2 separate regions of the Homo sapiens genome follow, and region 2 is linked to region 1. The links are chromatin loops, found by intact Hi-C in ENCODE. Cell type or tissue: gastrocnemius medialis. All regions are shown on one strand. Links, peaks and the distances in the headings refer to the core of each region. The heading gives the core; the rest is flanking DNA. Region 1 overlaps PBX1 (PBX homeobox 1). Region 2 overlaps PBX1 (PBX homeobox 1).

What was found. Hi-C counts contacts between places; a loop is a spot of excess contacts. Peaks named below come from ENCODE experiments on the same cell type or tissue, not always from the same donor. Only the 100,000 strongest peaks of a DNase experiment are listed, where the experiment ranks them.
Region 2: it touches region 1 in a loop (5-fold over the local background); 20 of 110 quality-filtered maps call a loop at or near these places.

The regions. Positions count from the first base shown.
Region 1 is chr1:164,778,703-164,783,091 of GRCh38, forward strand. All of the region lies in intron 2 of PBX1 (PBX homeobox 1), which reads left to right. Among named protein-coding and RNA genes, the nearest start is that of PBX1-AS1, 6.3 kb to the left of the region's middle. In gastrocnemius medialis, for the core only: no CTCF peak of the experiment used is centred there; a DNase peak (open chromatin) is centred at 2,369; H3K27ac peaks cover 4,000 bases.
Region 2 is chr1:164,639,054-164,643,442 of GRCh38, forward strand. The region is part of intron 2 of PBX1 (PBX homeobox 1); the gene reads left to right. It also overlaps the pseudogene RNU6-171P. Among named protein-coding and RNA genes, the nearest start is that of PBX1, 82 kb to the left of the region's middle. In gastrocnemius medialis, for the core only: no CTCF peak of the experiment used is centred there; DNase peaks (open chromatin) are centred at 1,792, 2,128 and 2,448; H3K27ac peaks cover 4,000 bases.

The DNA.
Region 1 (4,389 bases), core at 160-4,159:
AGTTTTTCTTGGTTTAGGCTAGTTCAGGAAAACAGAAATGAAATTCTGCAAAAGGCAGCATGAAAGTCCACATTGGCCTTCATCCCGTGAAACTCTGCCAGCTGCTACTTGGGGTTCAACCCTATTCTTTCTTCAGGGCACCGCCTTTGCTTGCTATCAACCTTGCTACAATTGGAGGCAGCTGTGAGGTAGGGAGAACACCCTGAGTGAAGTCAACTGCAGAACTAAGTATGTGCCCTTGGGCCACTTTGACTCCCAGTACCTCAGTTTCCTCATCTGACTAAAAAAGGGTTAATAATACCCCATAACGTTCATGTGAGAATAAAAGCAAAGGAGATAATTTTTTTTTTTTTTTTTTTGAGACGGAGTCTCACTCTGTCCCCCAGGCTGGAGTGCAGTGGCGCTATCTCGGCTCACTGCAAGTCAAAGGAGGTAATTTTTGACAATGGATTTGTAAGGTTTAATTTCCATGAAAGAAAATATGGCGTATTTAGTTCTTCTCTACCACATTGTCCACATACCTGTTCTAGCAATTTCACTTTGTATATTAGCTCTTTCCCCCATGATTCTGCACACTTGTCTTATTTCTGGTCAAGTTTCCCCAGCTGAAATATAGGTTCTGTCAAAGAGTAGATCCTCAGTATATTATGTTGAATGAACAACTGACCGAGAGACCAACTGGGGTCCTTGTTGGAGTAGCAATGTTGGCAAAATTGTGCAGCCCAGTCACACTTTGTGCGGGTTGAGAGATTTTTATTTTAACTGAGCTGTAAGGCTGTCACTGAACATAAGTGGACATGACCAGTCTGGCAGAGTCAAACAGAGTGCTGCTAGAAAGCAGGCAGCACCGAAAGAGAAAAGCAAATTTGGCTTCTAAGATGACCATATGTCTGTTACCCCAGAAAGCATGAGCCCCTGCAAAGTTCTCTGCTGAAGTGGGGAGAGTTGGAGCCTCCTGTCTGTTCTGCAAAGGATTTGCAGGGTGCTTAGCATGCTGGCCCCAGTGTCCTCATGGAAATACGGATGGCTTGCTAGGGGCTGTCCCATACAACCAGAGTGGGGTTCAATGAAGTGCCATCAACAAGGTGCCTACGAAGGGCCATGCTAATGTCTGGCCAGTGAAACAGGGGAACTTCCAGAGCAGATATCACATGGGTTGGAGAGATGTTGCTTTACACAGTGAGCAGGAAAGCCAGACACCTCTTCAGAGAAATACAGTAAGAACCACAGTAAATAAGGCCCAGCCTCAGGGAGGCAGATATTTAAAGGAAAATTAAGACGGCTCCTCATCTATCTCTCTGTCACCCGTTGATGCATTTAGCCAGCATCTTGTGGTGCTAAATGCTTTTTGATGATGATGGTTCATGATGACCACTGTATCTCCCCACAGGGGTGGGCGCCTCCGATGTGAGAGTTCTTAGTGGGGGGCTCCATCTCCAGTGCACAGAAAGAAGGAATGGTCCAGAGACCCCCTGCTCTCCCCAAATTCCCGATTTTACCAGCATGTAAAAGCAAGTGGAGGCAACAACCACCACAAAAAAGCCCGTCTGAAAATCAGAGCCTAATCACTCCCATCTGCTCCAGTGCTGCTTCCTCTCGCTGCCTGCCAGGATGTTTGCCGCAGATGCTAAGTAGCACATTATTTTCGATAAGTTGCAATCATTTACTTGAAATCTACTTCTCCTTTAAAATGTCCCCCTGGAAACTTGAATCGGCAGTCGAGAAGCCTTGTTCAGGATGGAATTTGAATGCTCGCACTCAAGTTCAAGAAAAGTTAAACCCATTTGACCTCCAGGTGTTGATGAATTGTAAATTTCAGCCCCTTAGACTCTGTTGAGAAGAGAGGAAGAGGCACCAGGGAAGACGTCTGGGAGAACAGAGCCATTCCTTAGGCCTCATTTCCCCAAGGGAAGGCACAGTGCTGAGATGAGAGACAGGAAATGATGGCTCCATGGAATCGTCCCCAAAGCAGAAATGTCACACATCCCCGAAGACATTAAGTCAGTAGCTTTCTTGGTCCCCATGAGATGTTATCTCTTTTATCCAGAGACTGGTCTAGTGAAGATTAAAGGCATAATTTGCAATCTGGAGCTCATAATCTCAGTCGCCCTTACCCCATTCCACTGTCACAACTAGGATTTCTTATTTACTGCCTCTTGTCCAGGACACCGTTAGTATCACCGTTAGTATCATGTCCTGCCATCCGCTCTTCCCTGTCAGTTAAAGGCTTAGTGCGTTCAGGGGCTACTTGGAAAGTTCTGAGAAGCAGCAAATGCCTCCTGCTTTTCATGCAGCCTGTTTGCCTGTGTGTTCCGTGGCTCCTTGTGTCTAAGGACAGCACGAGTGACTCATTAGCAGCACGGCATGTGCTTGGGGTGGTTTTTGTAATGAGTGGTGATGGATCATCCACATACTCTCCCTGAAGGACCCTGACTGACCTTGTATGCATTTGTGAGATGACTGTCTGGGGTCACAGGTGTTGTTTGTGGTCATGGAAAAAGAAAAGCTAATTGGCGTGTGTTTTGAAATGGACCTGGGGCACCCATAAATAGACCCAGTGTCCTTCAGCTGGAGAATTCTGCTTCCACTAAAGTGAACAGAGGTGATTTCTCCTCTAAGTAGGGTGCATTGGGATCTCTCTTCCAATCCTCTGTACCTGACAAATTGAGCAGGCTGGTTAGAGTAAAAACCTGATTTTATTAGTATAGTGTAAGGAAACATCCCACTACAAGATATAGATCAATATATGCAGAAAGGCAAATTACAGGTACTCAGCCTAAAGTAATTTGTTAGAACTTGGTCTCACAGGTTTACAGTTTAGTCCACCTTAGAATTCCCTTGGTCAAGATAGAGTCTTCTCTTCTACTCCCTCATCACAGAGGCTCTTGGCTGGTTTCCATATACAGCCACTCCTCACCACCTACCACTGTATTCTCAGTCTAAACTCCTCAAGGGCACCCGATACCCTCACTAGGTGATGTCTTTCCCTGTTCCCTCATCCCGGACTTCCTGGGCCTTCTTTTGCCTCTGCTGATAGCCGTGGTAGTACCCAAGAGAGGCCCCTCTAATGACCAAGGTCTCTTTGATCTGTTCTAAAACCTCCTCTTTTTGCCAGGAGTTCCCCACAGTGACTACTCAGGTTTTTCTGTGACTTGCCTCTGGTTATTAAATCTGCCTTTTTCTAATTTTCTCTGTAATACTCTACATGAGATCACTGTGCAATACTCTACATGAAAACACTCTGCCTTCTAGATTTTTATCTTATTTTTAGAAATAATTTGTATTAGCTTAGATTGGTTAAGCTGTCTAAAGCAAACAAAACAAAACCCTCTGAAAAACCCCAAAATAACATGGCTTAAACAAAATACAAGTTTATTTTTTCCCTTCTTTCTTATAGCCCAAAGATGACTGGTGGGCTGGTCTCCAGGGTGTGAGAACTCCCATCTGGCTTCTTTCCCTAGAGTGGCTTCCAGTGCCCAGCCCAGCTCATGGGCCGGGGGATGGGGGAGCTGCAGAAGGGATGGAGTGATTTAGAGTACTGCACCTTGTTGCCCTACTCTAGGCTACTGGTAACCCTGGCTGGAATTTGCTGTTTGGCATCAGTGACATCATTTCCTCTGTCTGTCCTTGGTCTGCACACCTCTGTCTATGGCTGTCACCTGGCAGAGGTTTGCATTTCAATCTTATTGGGAAGGAATCCTGGTCTAGCAGGGAGAAGGTGTATCATATTATCAGTGGTAGGTCTCGTCTCCTGTGATCTGTAGAACTGGAAGTAATCATGGATCGCGTTAAGACTAAATGATCGACGAATTCTGTAAGGACTGCTCAAGGTCAATAGCTCATTGTATTAGGAACCCTGCCTTTGAATTATTCAGCAATTTTCAAAAACTGGGAAATATTCCTGTGGGAGCAAAATGTTCTTTATTTCAAACTTAGTTCTGATGAAATTGTTTGGAAAGTTAGAGAAAAACTAGTTCTGTTCCTATTCAGTTTGTAGATATGGGCCGGAAAATGCCATTTGCCACTAGGAGCTGGAAGCTAATTTGTAGCCTCAAGACAGTAGTGACAACGGCAGCGGGGTAAGACAACATGGAGGTGTGCACAGCCCAGGCAAGTCGTTGTAATATTTCACCCATGGGGTTTCTCTACATCCTGGCGGAGAAGGGTGATTGTGAATCACAGATCCCACCCAGAATCAAAACTTAAACATGCTTCCTCAAACCTTTGAGTACAAATAGTGTCTTTACCCTCTTCTGGTTATAATTTATTTATTTTTTAATGGAAATTTGAAAGCAGCCATTAAAGATGACTTCCAGGCCAGCTCGTCTGACACAAGGTGAGATTACTTCAGAACTAAGTGGTTCCCAGAAGGGTCTTCCAGCCTCAGAA
Region 2 (4,389 bases), core at 96-4,095, 140 kb before region 1:
CCTACCAGCAGTGTGGCTTTATGCAAGCTCTTGTTCATCTGAACCTTACCGCTCTTGTCTGTAAGGGATAGCAATATCGGTTTTACAGAGTGGGCTGAAAGGTTAAAAGAGGCGCTAGTTCTTTTTGGCATGCAGCAAGTATAAAGTAATTGTTGCTGTTCACCTCCTCTCCATGATTAAAGAGTAGGAAGTTGGGAAAAGAAGGTGAGCACTGCAGCTACCTTGTTGATTCCAAACTTCAGTGTCTTGGTTTTTGTCTTCCTTCTTAGCCTCCTAAATGAAGAGCCTTTATTTCCTTCTGTTTAGATTAGAAAAGATGAGAGATCTCTCTCCTTTTGATGCTGGGTGCCTGGATGGTATTAATTGATTTTAGTGATTTCTTAATCCATACAGAATCAGTTAGGATGGTTTGCTCCCATCTTATGGATGATGAGACAGTAGTACAGAGCAGTGGGATGATTTGTTTGGAACCCTGGAGACCATTAATTCCAAGATCCAAATCCTATGGCCTGTGCTCATTTTGGCAGCACATATGCTAAAGTTGCAATGATACAGAGAAGATTGGTGTGGCCCCTAGGCAAGGATGACATGCGAAGTGGTGAAGTGTTCCTTATTTATTTATTTATTAAAACAGGGTCTTGCTCTGTCACTCAGGCTGGAGTGCAGTGGCATGACCATGGCTCTCTGCAGCCTTGACTTCCTGGGCTTAAGCGATCCTCCCACCTCAGCCTCCCTGTTAGCTGGGACTATAGGCATGCACCACCATGCCCAGCAAATTTTTTCTATTTTTTGTAGAGATGAGGTCTTACTATGTTGCCTAGGCTAGTCTCAAATTCCTGGGCTCAAGTGATCCTCCTACCTTGCCTCTCAAAATGTTGGGATTACAGATATAAGGCACTGTACCCAGCTGTGTTCTATATTAAAAAAAAAAAGAAATCCTATGGCCTGATGGTATAGACGAAGCCCCTGCCAAAGCCAGAGGGGCTGGAGTAGGTAGAAAGCCGCCAAGGAGTCTGAGCGTTCTAGGTATTGACAAGACTTGAATTTTAGACTTCAAAATTGTGACATCAGTGAATGTTCCCCAAACAGATCGCAGCCTGGCTCCTGGAGGTCTGGATGTGCTAGGTGGGTCAGTAGGGTTGGAAGAGGGCCCTTGCATCTTTTTTGCTCTGTTTACATTTGTATGTCTGCTAGTATACAGAGTAGCTAAGGGATCCAAATGGGGGAAGGCCTTGGGTTCTAAACTGGCCTTTCATCCAAGTCCTGCTAAGAGCTCTTGTTCCTCAGTTTCCCCGGCTAGAATGATGAAAACATTGACCTATTTCTCAGAACAAGGTAGGTCAGGGGTTTGGAATTACTTATCTGGACTACTGCATAAGTGCTCCACTCAGCAGATTGCTCCTGGTGCAACACACATACTGGGAAACGATGTGATGACACTAGCACAAAGGACAGTTTATAGTTATTTTCTGTGGTTCCTCGTTTTTTGGTGTTTTTTTTTTGTGTTTTTTTTTTTTTTTTTAGACGAAATTTTGCTCTGTTGCCCAGGCTGGAGTGCAGTGGCACGATCTCAGCTCACTGCAACCTCTGCCTCCCAGGGTCAAACAATTCTCATGCCTCAGCCTCCTGAGTAGCTGGGATTACAGATGCCCACCACCATGCCTGGCTGATTTTTTTGTATTTTAGTAGAGACGGGGTTTCACCATGTTGCCCAGGCTGGTCTCCAACTCCTGAGCTCAGGCAATCCGCCTGTCTTGGCCTCCCAAAGTGCTAGGATTACAGGCATGAGCCACTGCAGCGGCCGGTTCCTTGTGTCTTAAAGCAAACACAGGCACAGTATTCTGGGCAAACCAGATGTTAATAGCTTGACCTCTCTGTCAAAGGAGGACTTGGTTGCTTAAGACCCTTAAAGCTGTCAAAGTTATAGCTTCTCCAGGATACTATCATCCTCACCCATTTCTTATTCTCTTTGCAGGGAGAGATCATCTCTCAAAAAGCTCCCATCAGAGCAACCATTCTGGGACTTTGAGCAGAATGCTTAAGGCAGTGGTTCTAAAATTCCACACCACCTGTTCTTCCAGTTGTGTCCTCTCTGAGCTGCCTCTGACGGTCACATTCCATGGCCATGTGCCACAGCAGACTTGTGATACTGATTTTAGTGTTGTCCTTGGCCATTGGGGGAAGGGAGGAAGGAGAGAGAAGAGAAGGGGAGAGAAGAAGAGAAATGGGAGTGGGGTCCATTCATCCATCTCTCTTGTCATTAGGGGCCCAGCAGTTCCCACTATGGTACCTAGGAAACTAGCTTGGACCTGGAGGCCATCCAGTGACCTAGTCTGGGCCAGTAAAGCCACCAGGCCATTTTCCTGCTTCGGACATGCTTTCTCAGCTGCCCTCCCCCTTAGCTAAGGCTGAAATGACTCATCTTCCCGTGCCCTAGTTCCACGGGGTTTCATCTCTGTGACTCGGGACAGAGGCCTTGGTTGCCACCAAAGGCAGCTTATGGTGTAGCTTCAGGTCTGGCCTGACTCAGTGGCCTTCCCTCAGCTATTCACTACAGAGGCAGTTAATGAAGAAGACACAAGGGTAGCAGGCCTGAGGGATAACTTCAAGGCTAACGTGTCTTTTTTCCAGTACTTACTCTTCTTTTGAATTTTAAGAATTCCAGATTTTATTCTAAGTCAGAGAATACTGTGAGAAAGGATTTTATTGTATCCACTCTCTCCAAATGGTGTGAACATCTGGATTTGCATCCTTCCCATGACAGATATCACAAATTGGGTTGGGTTTTGCATGCTGAGGATGATTTTTGGTATTCAGCTAACACCCTTCCTTTAAGGAAGTTAGAACACTTGATAAATTTTAAGCTTTTGATCCTCAGTAGTACCCCTGGAAAATTAAGGTCCAGTGAGGTAAATTGTCTTGATTAATTATATGACATGCACTGCTTTTTGGTGGCTCTTTTGTTGTGTTTTGTTTTTTCTTTCTCCTTCATTTTGTTAAAATGAATTATGTGAATGTCCAGGTTAGCAGTGTTCTATTTTCATAGGATAAGCCCCATCTCTAGTACTGTTTATTTCCATTGTGCCTATTTTTCAGGGAACTCTGTGCATTTCCACATTTCCATCACCAGCTCTAAGAAGGTACACCTGCAGTTTGTTGTGACCCCGTTTCAGAACGGACAGAACCAAGTGCAGGCTTACTCTATTTGGTAGAGACTGAGTCCCAGCAAGTAGAAGTGTCTTGCCAAGGGGATGCAATTATGAATAGGAAATGGAACTAAAAATAGAACCTAGGTATGACCCCAGATATTTGACCACTCTCACCAACATGATTTCTCCTTTTGGTCTCAGACCAGGACATTCAAGGCATCTCTCCATTTTCATATGGAGAAGCATCCAACTATGTCTCAATGGTTGATTAGGAGACCATATCCTTCAGGAGTCATGTTGAAACTTGTCAGGGTAGTTCCTAAGGTCCTGAGGCCTAGGATAGTACTGTATCCTGGCCCCATGAAATCTGTGGTAGATGGTAAGTGTTCAGTATGAATTTATTTATTTGGTTAGGTGTTTTTTATCATGGTGAATACAGTTCCTTTAATATCAGCAAGGACTTAGTGAACATGTGCTCTTTGCCTCACAGAAAATAGAAAATGAGATATTAGAAGGAAATAGAACAAAAACTATTTGCCTTCAAGGAGCTCACAGTCTAGTTCTGGAGACTGGACATAAGCAGTCTCTGCTCTCTGCTTGGACTGGTGTCACTGTGATCATTCTAAGGTAACGAGCCACCTTTTATTCTTTTACCCAGCCCAGTTGTTTCAGATGAAAGGATAGAGAAGCTGGCGTCTGCTGTGATGGAGTTGATGTTTTATTTTAAGATAAAGTATAGAAGCAACTGATTGATGGATTATAAACTGGGAGGTCCAGGATAAAGCTTCATTCTGAGGGCATCAGTATATTTCACTGGGAGCCTCCTGGGCATTAATTCTGCCGTTAATTTTGTTATTAGAAACCTAGCCAAACAAAGGGAGGTGGCGAAGCTTGAGGCTGGTTTAACCTTGATGAAACAGTGATTTCACCAAGGATGATGTTGCCCCATCCATCTTCATCCATCAAGGCACTGCTGAAATATGCTAATGAAGCCCAAAGATAGGAGCACAGAGCAGTTAAATGGGGCGTTGCAGACGCTCTCCCTACCCCCGTGACAGGGTGATGCCATTTACTCTCCAGATTTAGTATAGGAAAGAGAGCAATGCTGACGTGGTGTCGTGGTGGAAGATAGAATGGAGGCTCCACCTAATAAAAAGAAAGGGCAAAGTTCAGGGTATATATTCTAGAAGAAGATGGGAAAACTTGGTTTTTGGTGAAGGGGTTGGTTTTCTTAATTCTC